4 separate regions of the Homo sapiens genome follow, and all the other regions are linked to region 1. Evidence: read pairs that join two places in POLR2A ChIA-PET (ENCODE). Cell type or tissue: K562. All regions are shown on one strand. Each heading gives the region's core, and the rest is flanking DNA. Links, peaks and the distances in the headings are about the cores only.

The links. ChIA-PET counts read pairs that join two places held together with the same protein. Peaks named below come from ENCODE experiments on the same cell type or tissue, not always from the same donor. Only the 100,000 strongest peaks of a DNase experiment are listed, where the experiment ranks them.
Region 2: POLR2A ChIA-PET joins it to region 1 with 6 read pairs; 3 of 35 experiments call an interaction of 5 or more read pairs at or near these places.
Region 3: POLR2A ChIA-PET joins it to region 1 with 5 read pairs; 3 of 35 experiments call an interaction of 5 or more read pairs at or near these places.
Region 4: POLR2A ChIA-PET joins it to region 1 with 5 read pairs; 3 of 35 experiments call an interaction of 5 or more read pairs at or near these places.

Annotation. Positions count from the first base shown.
Region 1 is chr4:1,979,300-1,983,260 of GRCh38, forward strand. NSD2 (nuclear receptor binding SET domain protein 2) reads left to right here. Exons shown (of 22, transcript NM_001042424.3): 22 at 1-2,893. It overlaps NELFA (negative elongation factor complex member A), which reads right to left. Exons shown (of 11, transcript NM_005663.5): 11 at 3,424-3,961. Among named protein-coding and RNA genes, the nearest start is that of MIR943, 5.2 kb to the right of the region's middle. In K562, for the core only: no CTCF peak of the experiment used is centred there; a DNase peak (open chromatin) is centred at 2,052.
Region 2 is chr4:1,925,884-1,928,383 of GRCh38, forward strand. The region is part of intron 5 of NSD2 (nuclear receptor binding SET domain protein 2); the gene reads left to right. Among named protein-coding and RNA genes, the nearest start is that of NSD2, 56 kb to the left of the region's middle. In K562, for the core only: no CTCF peak of the experiment used is centred there; no DNase peak of the experiment used is centred there.
Region 3 is chr4:1,921,480-1,923,979 of GRCh38, forward strand. The region is part of intron 5 of NSD2 (nuclear receptor binding SET domain protein 2); the gene reads left to right. Among named protein-coding and RNA genes, the nearest start is that of NSD2, 51 kb to the left of the region's middle. In K562, for the core only: no CTCF peak of the experiment used is centred there; no DNase peak of the experiment used is centred there.
Region 4 is chr4:2,045,045-2,049,005 of GRCh38, forward strand. No RefSeq gene overlaps it. Among named protein-coding and RNA genes, the nearest start is that of NICOL1, 5.0 kb to the left of the region's middle. In K562, for the core only: no CTCF peak of the experiment used is centred there; no DNase peak of the experiment used is centred there.

The DNA.
Region 1 (3,961 bases), core at 734-3,233:
CTTCGCGTTGCCCCCTTTCTGGCTCTCAGCGCCGTCGCCACTCGGGAGAGGCTGGGTGAGGCCCGTGTGAGGACTGACCCTGGATTCCTCGAAACTGCCATTGTGATCATTACTCTGCTCTTTGGAAATGGCTGTATCATTTTTTTGTACTAATGTGAATTGTTCCTCAGAAACGCTTCTTTTCCATCCTAGTGAGAAGCTGGCCCTGCAGGTGGTGGCAGCAATGGTGTTGTAAGATTTCCTCCCGTAGTTTTTTCTCCTCATGGATTTGAATGAAATGCCAATAACACGTCCACTTTCAACGTGTAGTTTACGCGGAGCACTTTCGAGGCCTGGCCGGGTTGGGCCTACTTCTCACCTGGGCCTATCTTCTGAACTCGCTAGGTTCTTATCAACATTTGGGGGATAACTTTGTATATTTTTTTCATTTGGCTTTTCTTTACCAGTTTCTGATTTTTATTCTCAATATATTTTTGCTAAACCTATTTCACAAATCACCACCGACTGAAGTGTGTGTTTACTGATGCGGCCCTGAGCTCCATGGCGAAAGGAGTGACTTTGCAGGGCGTGAGACCGCAGTCTGCTTAGAGCACAGGAAGTGACAACTTAGGGAGCCCCGTAGGGCGCTGCAGGCCCCGGGGACCCCAGCACGTGGGTCTAAAGAGAGACGGAGTCTAGCTCTCCTGCCACCCAGAGTGGCTTCCATCTCAGCACTCTGTGGGTCTGGTGATGGAAGATGCAGTCTCTGCTGATCACATGTGCCCTCTGCCAGGGCACCTACTGAGAGGTGCGGTCCTGGGGGTGGAGGCCTGCCTGGCAGGTGTGCGTGCCTCGTACGTGTGTTATGGGCACTGGTCTAGGCCAGGTATGACACCCACTCTCCTGTGAGATTTCACTTTAGTTTTTAAAAGGTCCAGTTCTACAGAGTGAGACCTATCTATCTGAGTACTACATATGTTTTAAGACTTGGTTCTTTTTTTGAGGGATCCTTGACCCTGGGAAGTCTGGAGCACCCTGAGAAGGGGGCACCATGTGTGCCTTTGCCCACGTGTCCTGAGGGGCTGCTTGTCTGGGAGGGAGGGAGAGAACATTCAGCAGCAGGTGCTTTTTTATGGCCTTTTCTTAAAATAACCTAAGGGGGACACATCCATCTTGCAGAGAAGTTTACAGAACTCCCCTTGAAAACTGCTGCTGAGGCTCCTGTTAAATTTTCTGTGGCATCTTTTATGCCTTGGTAAAAACTGCAGTGTCTTTGGACCTGAGAGTGGCTACTCCGTGGTTTTGTGACCTGTAAGCGTGGGGTTCAGGGGTGTGTGGCCCTGCAGGGTCCCACGCCTCCCTGAGCACTGACTGGAAGTTTCACTGGCTGGTGGCTGTCCCTTCTCCCATCAGGGTCCCCAGCAAAGTTAACTACACAGAGGACCCAGGGGAAACGAGCTGTGTAGCCACTGACTTGCTCGCGCGGCCGTGGCCTCTGAGGGGCACTCGCCGGTTAAGACAGGGTGGGAGTAGTGCTTTCCAGTTCAGACTCTAACTTCTCCCAAAGTGTCCTAAGAAAATACTGGATCGGCTCATAGATTTATGCTCCTTATGATGCCCTAACTTGGAAGGTTGTTCTAGGGACAGGCCGGGCAGTGTCCCCACACACACCTTAGAGTCGAAGGCCCCAGGGCCCCGCTGTCACTTGCCCAAAAGATCCCTTCCGGCAGGTAAGGGACTACCAATGCTTACGTCAAAACAGCAGAATCGGCTTTGCAGTGCACTTTGGGGAGCAGATATTAACTTATTTTTGTGTTGGACAGTAGTGAAATCTTGTGATTTTTAATCGCTTTGATAATACTTCCAAATTTTATGATTTTTCTGAAGGAAATAATGCAAACATTTTAAATATGTTTCTCCCCCTTTCCAAAAACTGTTAAACTAATGAGCAAGTAACACTAACTTTGAATGTCTCTACAATACCCGTTGATAACTCAGTGGAGCCAGGCTTTGGGGTAGCGGCCCTGAGCTTGCAGGGTTTCTCGCCACTGGGGCTGACCACGCCCCCAGCTGTGACCGTGGGTGTGGCTGGCTCTCGGCCCTGCCCAGCTTTGTTCTGAGGACGTGGTGACTTCCTGAACATCAGCTTCAATCCTCCATCATTAATGTGAAGCAAAACACAAAAACCGCCCCAATCCCTCAGGATTCCTTGGCATCCGAAACCAGCATCTGCACCTAAACCCATACCCACCCGTGTGCGCCCACAGGGGGATGTGTCCGAATGGGCAGCTTAAAATGTGGTCACCTGTGGGGGAAACTCTTCAGGCACCTGAAGTGAGAACCCAGCTGTCCGTCCTCAGGCCGGCCTTTCTTCCGGCGACACCCGTCCATGGCTGGCTGGGTCCCCTTCGCAGTGTTTGTCTGTCTTGACATCTAAACCCCGGCGTGTGCAGTGCCCATCTTCCAGGACTACCTTATTTTCCAGAATTAAACCTGTTTTATAATTCAAGTTAATGCAAATGACTGTCAGTTGCCAAATATCTTGATCCTATGAGTGTAGTTGATGACTGTTTGTTAGTCAGTAGAGTAAAATGCTGTGTCCACGGGGTGTCACAGCCTCACCATACCCTGTTGAGGTGTGAAATGCCCCGTCAGAAATTAAATACAAACTTAAATGTGCCTATTGGTGTCTAAACTTCATACAATGTAAGGTCAGATTCCTTTTAGGAATACTGGGTGCTGTCACCAGGTTTGATAGTTAGACTTAAAAACTTGAAATTCACTTTTTGGGGGGAGGGATATACTGAAATAGAGAGTTGAGACTTGCCAGTTGGGGGAAAATAGCATTTAAAATGGAAAGCTGTGTTTGGAAAATTGTGTATGAGTATTTTTGTATTAAAAACATTTTAAAGGCTTTTTTCTTAACTTATTTTATATGGGATTGTTTGATTTTTTTTCCAGTTACTTTGAATTGCAAAGCATCGGGTGTGGCACTGATGCCTCCGATGGGTGGGGCTCCCTGTCCTGACTGTGTCATTTTGCCTTTGACCTGACCCGCTGGGGAGAGGCAGTGCCACCTTGGGAAGTATAACAACAAATACTGGAAATAGCAGGCATAACTGACTGACTTTGGAAAAATGCTTTCTTCTTCTTTCAGAAATAATTTGCTTCCCAAATTCCCATTAAGGGTGAAATGGTCTAGAGAGAAGGAAGCACTGCTGTCCCCCAGCCCTGCAGTCGGCTGAGCCGGGTGGTCCCCAGGCCCACAGCCAAGTAAGTCAAGGGAGTACCCCGAGGGCTGATCCTACCTGTTCCCCACCCTGTGGGCCAGGGTGTCCTAGGAAGCCCCCAGCCCTGGCCCACCCCGTCCTGATGGCCGCCTAGGGAGGGACTGGGTCCCCGGAGCAGGGAGGACAAGCTGGCCCCAAACACAGCTATGGTGGCTTTCTTTAGAAAAGCTCGACTTTAATGGTTCAGATAGTTTTACAATGAAAATAGGTACCCAAAGACTGTCTTAAATGTCCACAACTATACAAAAGATGAATACAAAACTCCCAGGCAGGCACAGGCAGGGGACAAGGCCCACCGTCTCCCACGCTCTGGTGTGGTCGGGTGTCCCTGCCGCACCCCCAGTACCACCGTGCCACCTTGGTCCCCTCAACCCTGGGGGTAGGAGGGCACTGCCCCAGCGAGGGAAAATAGAAAAGATTTTAAAAAGTAAGAGTCTAACAGGCAGAGCTGTCACTAAAATTAGGAAGTTGTAACTTTTTTGGTTAATTTACTTACTACATTCAAAAATGTAACGTTGAGTCCAAAAAGTGTCTTAAATCACACAAAAAAGAACCCATATTAAAATTTTAAAAATAAGCCCCAAATACCCCAGAGAAATGCATCCAGAACTTAAAACAGGCTGGGTCAGCAGCAGGGCGGCGGCCGGGGGACCTCGGGGGCCAGGTGTCCGCCATCCGGTTACTTTAAGCTG
Region 2 (2,500 bases), core at 1-2,500, 54 kb before region 1:
CTTGACCTCCCTAGGCTCAAGTGATTCTCCCACCTCAGCCTCCCTAGTAGCTGGGACTACAGCCATGTGCCACCACGCCTGGCTAACTTTTCTATTTTTTATAGGGATGAGGTCTTGCTATGTTGCCCAATCTGGACTCAAACTCCTGGCCTTAAGCGATCCTCCTACCTCAGCCTCCCACAGTGCTGGGATTACAGACATGAGCCAGTGCACCTGGCCGGCTCCAGTATGAGCAGCATTTTCACTAGCAGGCTTTTTGGGCCTGAATTTTTTTTTTTTTTTTTTTTTTTAAGACGTAGTCTCGCACTGTTGCCAGGCTGGAGTGCAGAGGCATGATCTCGGCTCACTGCAACCTCCGTCTCCCAGGTTCAAACGATTCTCCTGACTCAGCCTCCCGAGTAGCTGGGATTACAGGTGCCCACCACCACGCCCAGCTAATTTTTGTATTTTTAGTAGAGCCAGGGTTTCACCATGTTGGCCAGGCTGGTCTCAAACTCCTGACCTCGTGATCCGCCTGCCTCAGCCTCCCAAAGTGCTGCGATTACAGGTGTGAGCCACCGTGCCTGGTTTGGCTTGAATTTTTAATTTTTTTTATTTTTATTTTTGAGACAGGGTCTCACTCTGTTGCCCAGGCTGGATTGCAGTGGCACAATCACAGCTCACTGCAACCTCCGCCTTCCGGGTTCAAGCGATCCTCCCCCCTCAGCCTTCCTAGTAGCTGGGACTACTGGTGCACGCCACCACACCCAGCTAATTGTTGTATTTTTAGTAGAGACAGGGTTTCACCATATTGGCTAGGCTGGTCTCAAACACCTGACCTCAGGTGATCTGCCCACCTCGGCCTCCCTAAGTGCTGGGATTATAGGTGTGAGCCATTGCACCAGCCTGAGTTTTTAATTTTTAAAGGCTTTTCTACCTTTCCTGATCCTAATTTTTACACATCCATTAGATTGGAACCAGTGCTTTATGTCAGTTCTTTTTACATGCCTTGGTATTAGTTATCTATTGTTGCATAACATGTTACCTCAAAACTTAGTGGCTGAAAACAACAACATGCATTTACTGTCTCACAGTTTCTGTGGGCCAGGAATTTGGCAACCGCTTAGCTTAGTGGTTCTGCCTTAGGGTCTCTTGAAGTTGCATTTAAGATGTTACCTGGGGCTACATCATCCTAAGGCTTGACTGATGCTGGAGGATCTGCTTCCAGGGTACCTTCTCTCACTCATGCTGCTGGCAGGAGGCCTCGGTCCTTCACCATGTGGCCCTCTCCACAGGGCTGCTGGTGTGTCCTCACAACATGATGGGGGCTGGCTTTCTCCAGAGTAAGTGATCCAAGAAAGAGCAAGGTGGATATCTTTTATGCCCTACACTTGGAGTCATATGCAACCATTTCTGCACTATGTTATTGACTACGCCGTAAGCAGTAGTGGGGGCTTGAGCTCTAGGAGGCAGGGCTCACAGAGGGGTTGGGGGTCGTCTTGGAGGGTGGATACCTAAACATTCTTCGCTGAATCCTGAAAGCAAAAGAAAACTCTAAAAAGATGTTGGGGGGAGCACAGTGCAGTGCCTCATGCCTGTAATCCCAGCACTTTGGGAGGCCATGGCGGGCAGATCACTTGAGGTCAGGAGTTCGAGACCAGCCTGGCCCACATGGTGAAACCCCCATCTCTACTAAAAATACAAAAAGTAGCCAGGTGTGGTGGTGCATGCCTATAATCCCAGCTACTCAGGAGGCTAAGGTGGGAGAATCGCTTGAACCCAGGAGGCAGAGGTTGCAGTGAGCTGAGATCACGTCACTGCACTCCAGCCTGGGCCACAATGAGACTCTTATCTCAGAAAAAAAAAAAAAAAAAAAAAAAAAAAAAAGCCGTGTAGGGAGCAGGCAGGATGAAGGAGGGGAATGTAATCTGAAGACTCTAATTTGTAGAGTCTCCAATTACGTTGGCAATGTTTTAGTCAGCTGTGGGATTGTGGAAATTTGGTTTTCCATGTTTTTTTGGTATGTTTTAAATTTTTATTTATTTTTGAGACAGAATCTTACTGTTTCCCAGGCTGGAATGCAGTGGTGCAATCATAGGTCACTGCAGCCCTGAGCTCCAAGGCTGCAGTGATGCTTCCACCTCCACTTCCCAAGTAGCTGTGACTACAGGCACTTGCCACCATACCCAACTAATTTAAAAATAATTTCTTTTTTTTTTTTTTTCAAACACGATCTTTCTCTGTTGCCTAGGCTGGTCTCAAACTCCTGGCCTCAAGTGATCTTCCCACTTAGGCCTCCGAAAATGTTGGGATTATAGGCATGAGCCATGTGTCCAGCTTGTTTTTTGATATGTTAAGAATAAAGAAGTGGCCACTATTGAGTGCTTATCACATGTCAGATACCTTGCCAGTATGTTATTGTACAAAAGTATATCTAGTACTCCTCAGAATCACCTTATAAGGTAAATATAAATTATCTCTGCTTTATAGCTGGCTAACCTGAGCTTAAAAGTTGTAAGGT
Region 3 (2,500 bases), core at 1-2,500, 59 kb before region 1:
TCTTTAAAATCATGAACGAGGGCCAGGCACAATGGCTCATATCTGTAATCCTAGCATTTTGGGAGGCTGAGACAGGTGGATCAATGAAAGCTGGGAGTTTGAGACCAGCATGGCCAACATGGTGAAACCCCGTCTCTACTAAAAATACAAAATTTTACCAGCTGTGGTGGCGAGCGCCTGTAATCCCAGCTACTTGAGAGGTTGAGAAAGGAGAATCGGTTGAACCTGGGAGACGGAGGTTGCAGCGAGCCAAAATCACGCCAATGCACTCCAGCCTGGGCAACACAGCAAGACTCTGTCTCAAAAAAAAAAAAAAAAAAAGAATAAGACAGGAAACCATTTTTCACCATTTAATAAACGTTGTACGGAAAATAGTAGCCAATATTAGGCCGGGCGCGGTGGCTCACGCCTGTAATCCCAACACTTTGGAGGCCGAGGTGGGTGGATTACTTGAGGTTAGGAGTTCCAGACCAGCCTGGCCAACATGGTGAAATCCCATCTCTACTAGAAATGAAAAAATTAGCCAGGCGTGGTGATGCGCGCTTGTAATCCCAGCTACTCAGGAGGCCGAGGCAAGAGAATTGCTGGAACCTGGAGGCAGAGGTTGCCGTGAGCTGAGATCACACTACTGCACTGCAGCCTAGACAATAGAATGAGTCTTCGTCTCCAAGAAAATACTAGCCAGTATTATAAAGGAATAAATAAAGCTGTCATTGTTTGCAGAAGTCTATGTAGAAAACTCAAGAGAATGTACAGAAAATCTTTTAGAATTAATAGAGTTCACCAGGATATAAAATTAACATACAAGTGCAGCATCAAAGAGGAAATGTAATGTTAAAAAAGATACCATTGATAATAGAAACCAAAATGTCAGGTACTGCGGAATCAATATTACGAAATATGCATGTAACTTTAGAGAAAAATAACTGATATTTTAGCAGACCTCAATAAAGATGTATTTATATATAGGAAGATTCAAGCTTCTGAAGTTGTCAATTCTCCCTTTAATAATCTATAAATTCAGTATAATTCTAATAAAACTTCCAACAGGAATTTATTTGCCCTTTGTAAGTGGATGCTGCTGTGGCCACATTTGAAGAGAGGCTTGGCCTGAGGATTTGCTCTACCAGATAGGAAGTTATCTTATTTAAAATAGCAGTATTTGGCCAGGTGTGGTGGCTTACGCCTGTAATCCCAGCACTTTGGGAGGTCAAGGCAGGCGGATCACCGGAGGTCAGGAGCTCCAGACTAGCCTGGCCAACATGATGAAACCTTATCTCTACTAAAAATATAGAAATTAGTTGGGCATGGTGGCAGGCGCCTGTAATCCCAGCTACTCGGGAGGCTGAGGCTGGAGAATTGCTTGAACCTGATAGGCGGAGGTTGCAGTGAGCTGGGATTGTGCCATTGTACTCCAGCCTGGGTGACAGAACAAGATTCTGTCTCATAAAAAATAAAATAGCAGTATTCACGCAGGGCAGTGATATGGCCCAAGACGGGGCCCAGAACAGGCTCTCGAGCATGTGGACATGGATGGGAAAGCGCTGCAGGCCAGTTGCGTGGGAGGTCTGCACTGGACGTGGTGCTGGGACCACTGTGATTTATGAACTTGGCCAGCATGGGAGAGGAGCTTTGTCACCATGGGAGAGGGAAGGATTTCTTAAATAAGCCAAACTAATAACAGGCTATAAAGGCTATAAAACTATGTATGTTAAAATGAAAATCTAGGCCAGGCATGGTGACTCACGCCTGTAATCCCAGTACTTTGGGAGGCTGAAGCGGGAGGATTGCTTGAGCCACTGCACCACTTCAGCCTGGGTGACAGAGACCCTGGCTCAAAAAAAAAAAAAAAAAAAAAATTCTTATGTGTCAAGGACACCATCGACACAGTGAAAGGACAAATTCTGTAAAGAGCCGAAACAATTCTGAAGGAGAAGGGCAAGTTTCTTGGAGAGCCAGTAAGTGCATGAAGAGATGCTGCTCAACTGCGGCCATGCCCAGGAAGCTGTATGTTACGATCCTGGTGGGATGGTCCTTCACAGTCATCCTTCACAGTCATCAGGTGAGCAGACATCAAACTCAGAACAGCCAGGGATTGAGAAGATGAGCAACAGTGGGACTCCTCATACAATGCTGGTGAAACATCATTTATTACACCTGTTTTGAGAGAAATTTGGCAAGATCTAGTGAAATTGAAGATGTGCCTTTTTTTCTCTTACAGTTTTACTCCTAGATATTTACCCTAGAGTAATTTTGCCCTTGCACGCAGAGAGACCACAGTGTCCAAAACCAAAAAGCTACCCAGTGACAGACTATGGTATGTTCCTACAGTGTAACTACACATCAATTAAAGTGAACTCATTGGATGTCAAAGCAGAAACAAATTGCTGAAGGGTATGCAGATTCTATCACTTGTGTAGTTTGAAAAGGGCCACATACCCACAACTGAGTTTAACTTATCCCTTTCTCTGCGTCCATCTAAAAAGTGTAAGTGGGCAGC
Region 4 (3,961 bases), core at 800-3,299, 66 kb after region 1:
GACAGATTTAGGCAATCAAGTCCAGGAACAGCCAGATTCCTGTTTATCCCTGCAGTGTTAGGGATTCCTCACACTAAATATTGTTTATCCAAAATTCAAATATAACTCAGTGTCCTGTGTTATGGGCAGCTGTGTGCCCTGGCACAGGGTGAGGTCTCCATTACTATAAAAGATGGGGTCTGGGGCACACTCGTCACACACGCCCTGGGGAGGTGCCCTCTGGGATTCAGTGGGGGCAGGAGCCAGGCTTGGCTGTGGGACACTGGGTGGAGAGGCCTCCCCCTAGGCCTTGCGGGGCTGGGGCAAGGACAAGGTTTGGTAACGGGAGCTTCTGGCTGCCGGTAGGGAAGGGACTTGCGGGGCTTGTGAGGAGGTGACGGCAGACTGAGAAGGACAGCAGCCCCACGGCAGCAGAGGGTAAGAGGCCGCTGGATTCCGGGTGTGTTTGCAGGTAGAGCCTGTGGGATTTGGGTGGGGGGTGGGAGTGGTCATGGGGGTCCGGGAGGCCACTGGGGAGGTACGCCTGTAAAAGGAGCTGGAGAGAGAAGTCTGGGATCCCCTGTGGCCTGTTTGGGGGCAGAGGAGAGAAGAGGGCCCCTAGGGGTGACGAGCAGCTGTGAAGCAGGAAGAGAACTGAGCTGCGTCCCGGGCAGCCACAGCTGTGTCTCATGCCACCAAGGCCAAGCAAGGCAAGAGGACCACAGGGTCCATGAAGAGCGGGGAAGGCCTCGGAGGAGCAGAGCGGAGGGAGCCTGGCCACAAGCGTGGGCAGGGCCAGTGGCATTCACACTCAGTCCTGGAGCCATGGCGCAGCTTTCCTGCCAGGGGCTCAGCAACTCAGGGATGAGTCAACCCTGGCATGGCCGAGCAGTGACCTGGCACTGCAGTCTCTTTCTGGGACACCTTTTCTTTTCCTGGACCTGCTATTTCCCTGATCTTCCCTGCATTCCGCCCTTATGTCTGTAGCTTCTCCAGTGTCAGGGCATCCCCTTGGTCCAGGGCCTCTCCCTGTGTTCCCTGTGGGCCCTGCCTTCCTCCCTGACCGCTGGGTATCCCCACTGCCCACCTGCACTCCAGCCCAGAGCCGCCTTTCTCTGGATCCTATGTCCTCTTCTCCCTGCTGCCATGTAGAAAAGCGTGTGGGAGGGACACTGTGTCTGCTTGTCTGGAAGGCGGCTGCTGCCACAGTCCATCTGCAGGTCACCCTTCCTACCGCAGGGCCTGTGCATGTGCCCTCTGCAGGGACGCATCCCTTGCCCTGGGACCGGCCTCACTCTGCAGCCCTGTGTCCCTCCTTAAATAGTTTATTTTTAAGAGAGGGCCTTGCTCTGTCGCCCAGGCTGGAATGCAGTGGCCTCATCACAGCTCCCTGCAGCCTCAACCTCCCAGGCTCAAGCAATCCTCCTCACTGGGCCTCCTGAGTAGTGGGGCCCACAGTGCCGGTACCAGCCCACAGAGCCCAGAGCCTGTAGCTGGGTCCCCAGCGCACGCCGACACACCCAGCCCCGCATTTTCTTCTAAGCGTTTGTCCCTGAGGGGTCCCGGGGTGTTTGTTTCTTTCCTCCCTGCCACCCCACACTGGATTGTGAAGCCCAGGAGGGTGAGATCTGCTCTTCCCAGGCGCCCCTGCAGGCCGCGCGCTCCCCCAGTGGAAGCTGCAGGGAGGCTGCCTGGGCCAGGGCTCTGGGAGGAGCTGGCTACAGGGGTCCCCCGCAGCCCCTCCCTTCCTGCTCTGGGGGTCTTTGGGACGCAGGGCTGCATGGGGTGTGGTTTTGGGCCATCTTCCCATGGAAGATGCGGGGTAGGGCGAGCCTGGGGCCTTGGGCGCCTTTCTGCCACTCCCACCTCCCGGCCTCCTGTGGAGCCCCGTTAGGCGCCCTGTGGGCCTGGGGACCGTTTTGCTTTTCCTCCTTCTTCCTCTGGCCTCCCGGTCTGTAGTTCCACTTCATAAGAGACCTCGGCCCGCCCCCCGCCCCGTCTCACCCGCAGCTCCGTTCCACCCCGCCCTGCTCCCTCCCACCGTGGCCAGACCCGCGCCGTCCTGGGGTTCCCCTGGGCTGCTCGGCGGCTCCCCGCGCCCCTGTTCTTCCTCCCCACGGACTCGGGCTCGGGGCGTTCGCGGCGGGATAGGAGCGCCCCGACGGCGTTGGAGGAGACCCCGCAAGTCCGGCCTGGGCGTGGGCTCGCGGGTCCCCGCTCTGCCGTGGGTGGGGCTGCACTGCCCACGTCCGCTGCGTTGGGTGTGCCCTCCTCGAACCTGAGTATCCAAGCGGCGGAGGCCCGGGCGCCTCTCAGCTTGGCATCTGAAATCCGGACGGTCTCGGCCGCTCCGCTCCCAGGAAGGCGAGGCCTGCATGGGCCAGGCGGGGCGCGGGGGCAACTGGGGCAGGGGCAGGGGTCTCCGGTGAGGAGGGCGCTCAGGGAAGCAGGAGACAGAGGCGGAGGTGGGCGGCCAGGGAGGACCGACAGGTCTGGGTTTCCGCTCTTGCCCCACAGGCTGACCTGACCGAGCCTCAGTTTCCTCCTCTGTAAAATGGGCCCTTGGCGACAGCCTGGGGCTGATATAGGCGCTCTGCTGCTGGCGCTGGGAGCACCGTGTGGCCTACGGGGTTCTCCCCTTGTCGTGGGGAGGGGCTCTAGGCCCCCCAGCCCCCACCCAGAGCAAGTACCATGGTCTCCCAGACCTTCCAGGCTGCTTCCTGGAGCCCAGCCCTGACCCTTCCAAGCTGACGGTGTTCTGGTGCCTTCCAGGTACCTATGAACCCGGGGCTGGAGCACAGGCCTCAGCTGACCATCAGGGCTACTGGGGGTCACATGGCCACGGGCTTTGGGTGACTTGTAGGGGCTGGAGGGTGAGGCCAGGCAGGCTGGTGGGAGGGAGTCTGCAGATGGAGACTGGAAGGGCCACCAAGGCGTGCTGAGCAGGCCTCTGTCTCTGGGCCTGGCTGCTGGGGCCGAGCAGTGGCAGGCTCAGGCTGAGGCTGTGGGGATGAGGTGGAGAGGGCAGGGGCCGGCAGAGGCTGTGGCCCTGTAAGGGCTGGACCGCTCTCCTCAGAGGTCACTCAGGCCTTGGGGTCTGGGTGGGGACACTGCTCAGGAGCTCCTGGACAGTGACCATGGCTTCTCCCCTCTCCTGGCCCCCATCAGAAGCATGACAGCCTGTTCCCCCAGTCTCTGCTCTGGAGCCCCAGGCCCCCATTCAAAGCCCAGCCTCATCTTCCTCCAGCCCCCTGGCTCTCCAGGCGCGCCAGCCCCTCACTTGCCTCCACTGCCTGGTTTTTCCTGCCCGGACCCCTTGCGTGCTGATCCCTCTGCTGGGACGCCCTTCCTGCCGTCCACGTGGCCGACCTTAGGACGACACTGCGGAGCTGCCCCTGTGGCTGGGCAGGGACCCTGGTCAGCACTTGAGCGTCGGGTGCAGGGGTTGTTGAATGGATCAGCGAGTTCCTTCGAGATTGTCCATGACCCACGTTGCCTCCCTGGAAGGCGTGAACCTAAAGGGTTGCCCTGACCCTGTGCCCCGGCGCCGCAGTCCTCAAACCTGGCTCCGGTAAACTCTCCACTTCACATTAATTTTGCCTCAGTTTTTTCCCTTTAGGTCAACATATCTGGCATAAGTCAGCAGGCTTCAGTGACCCTCTTCCCTGACCACCTGGGGCTCCTTCCAGGACTTGGGGGTGGTATGAGCAGGAACCCACCATGCTCCCCTCACTCCAGAGGTTTCCTGGGTGCACAGGGGTGAGTCCTCCTGAATTCAGAGCTTTGTTTTCTTTTTGGTTGACATCTAGATTTTATTTGGAGTGTTTTTTAAACCTGCTTTTAACAGAAAGAGGGCTTCAGTCTCTGTCTTTGGACAGGGGACTCAGATAAACAGAGAACTCCGCCTTCTCTGCCACTGCCTCAGGGCAACGGGTTTAGGGCCTGGTATGGGCACCAGTCTGGCACTGGTGGTTTCACATCT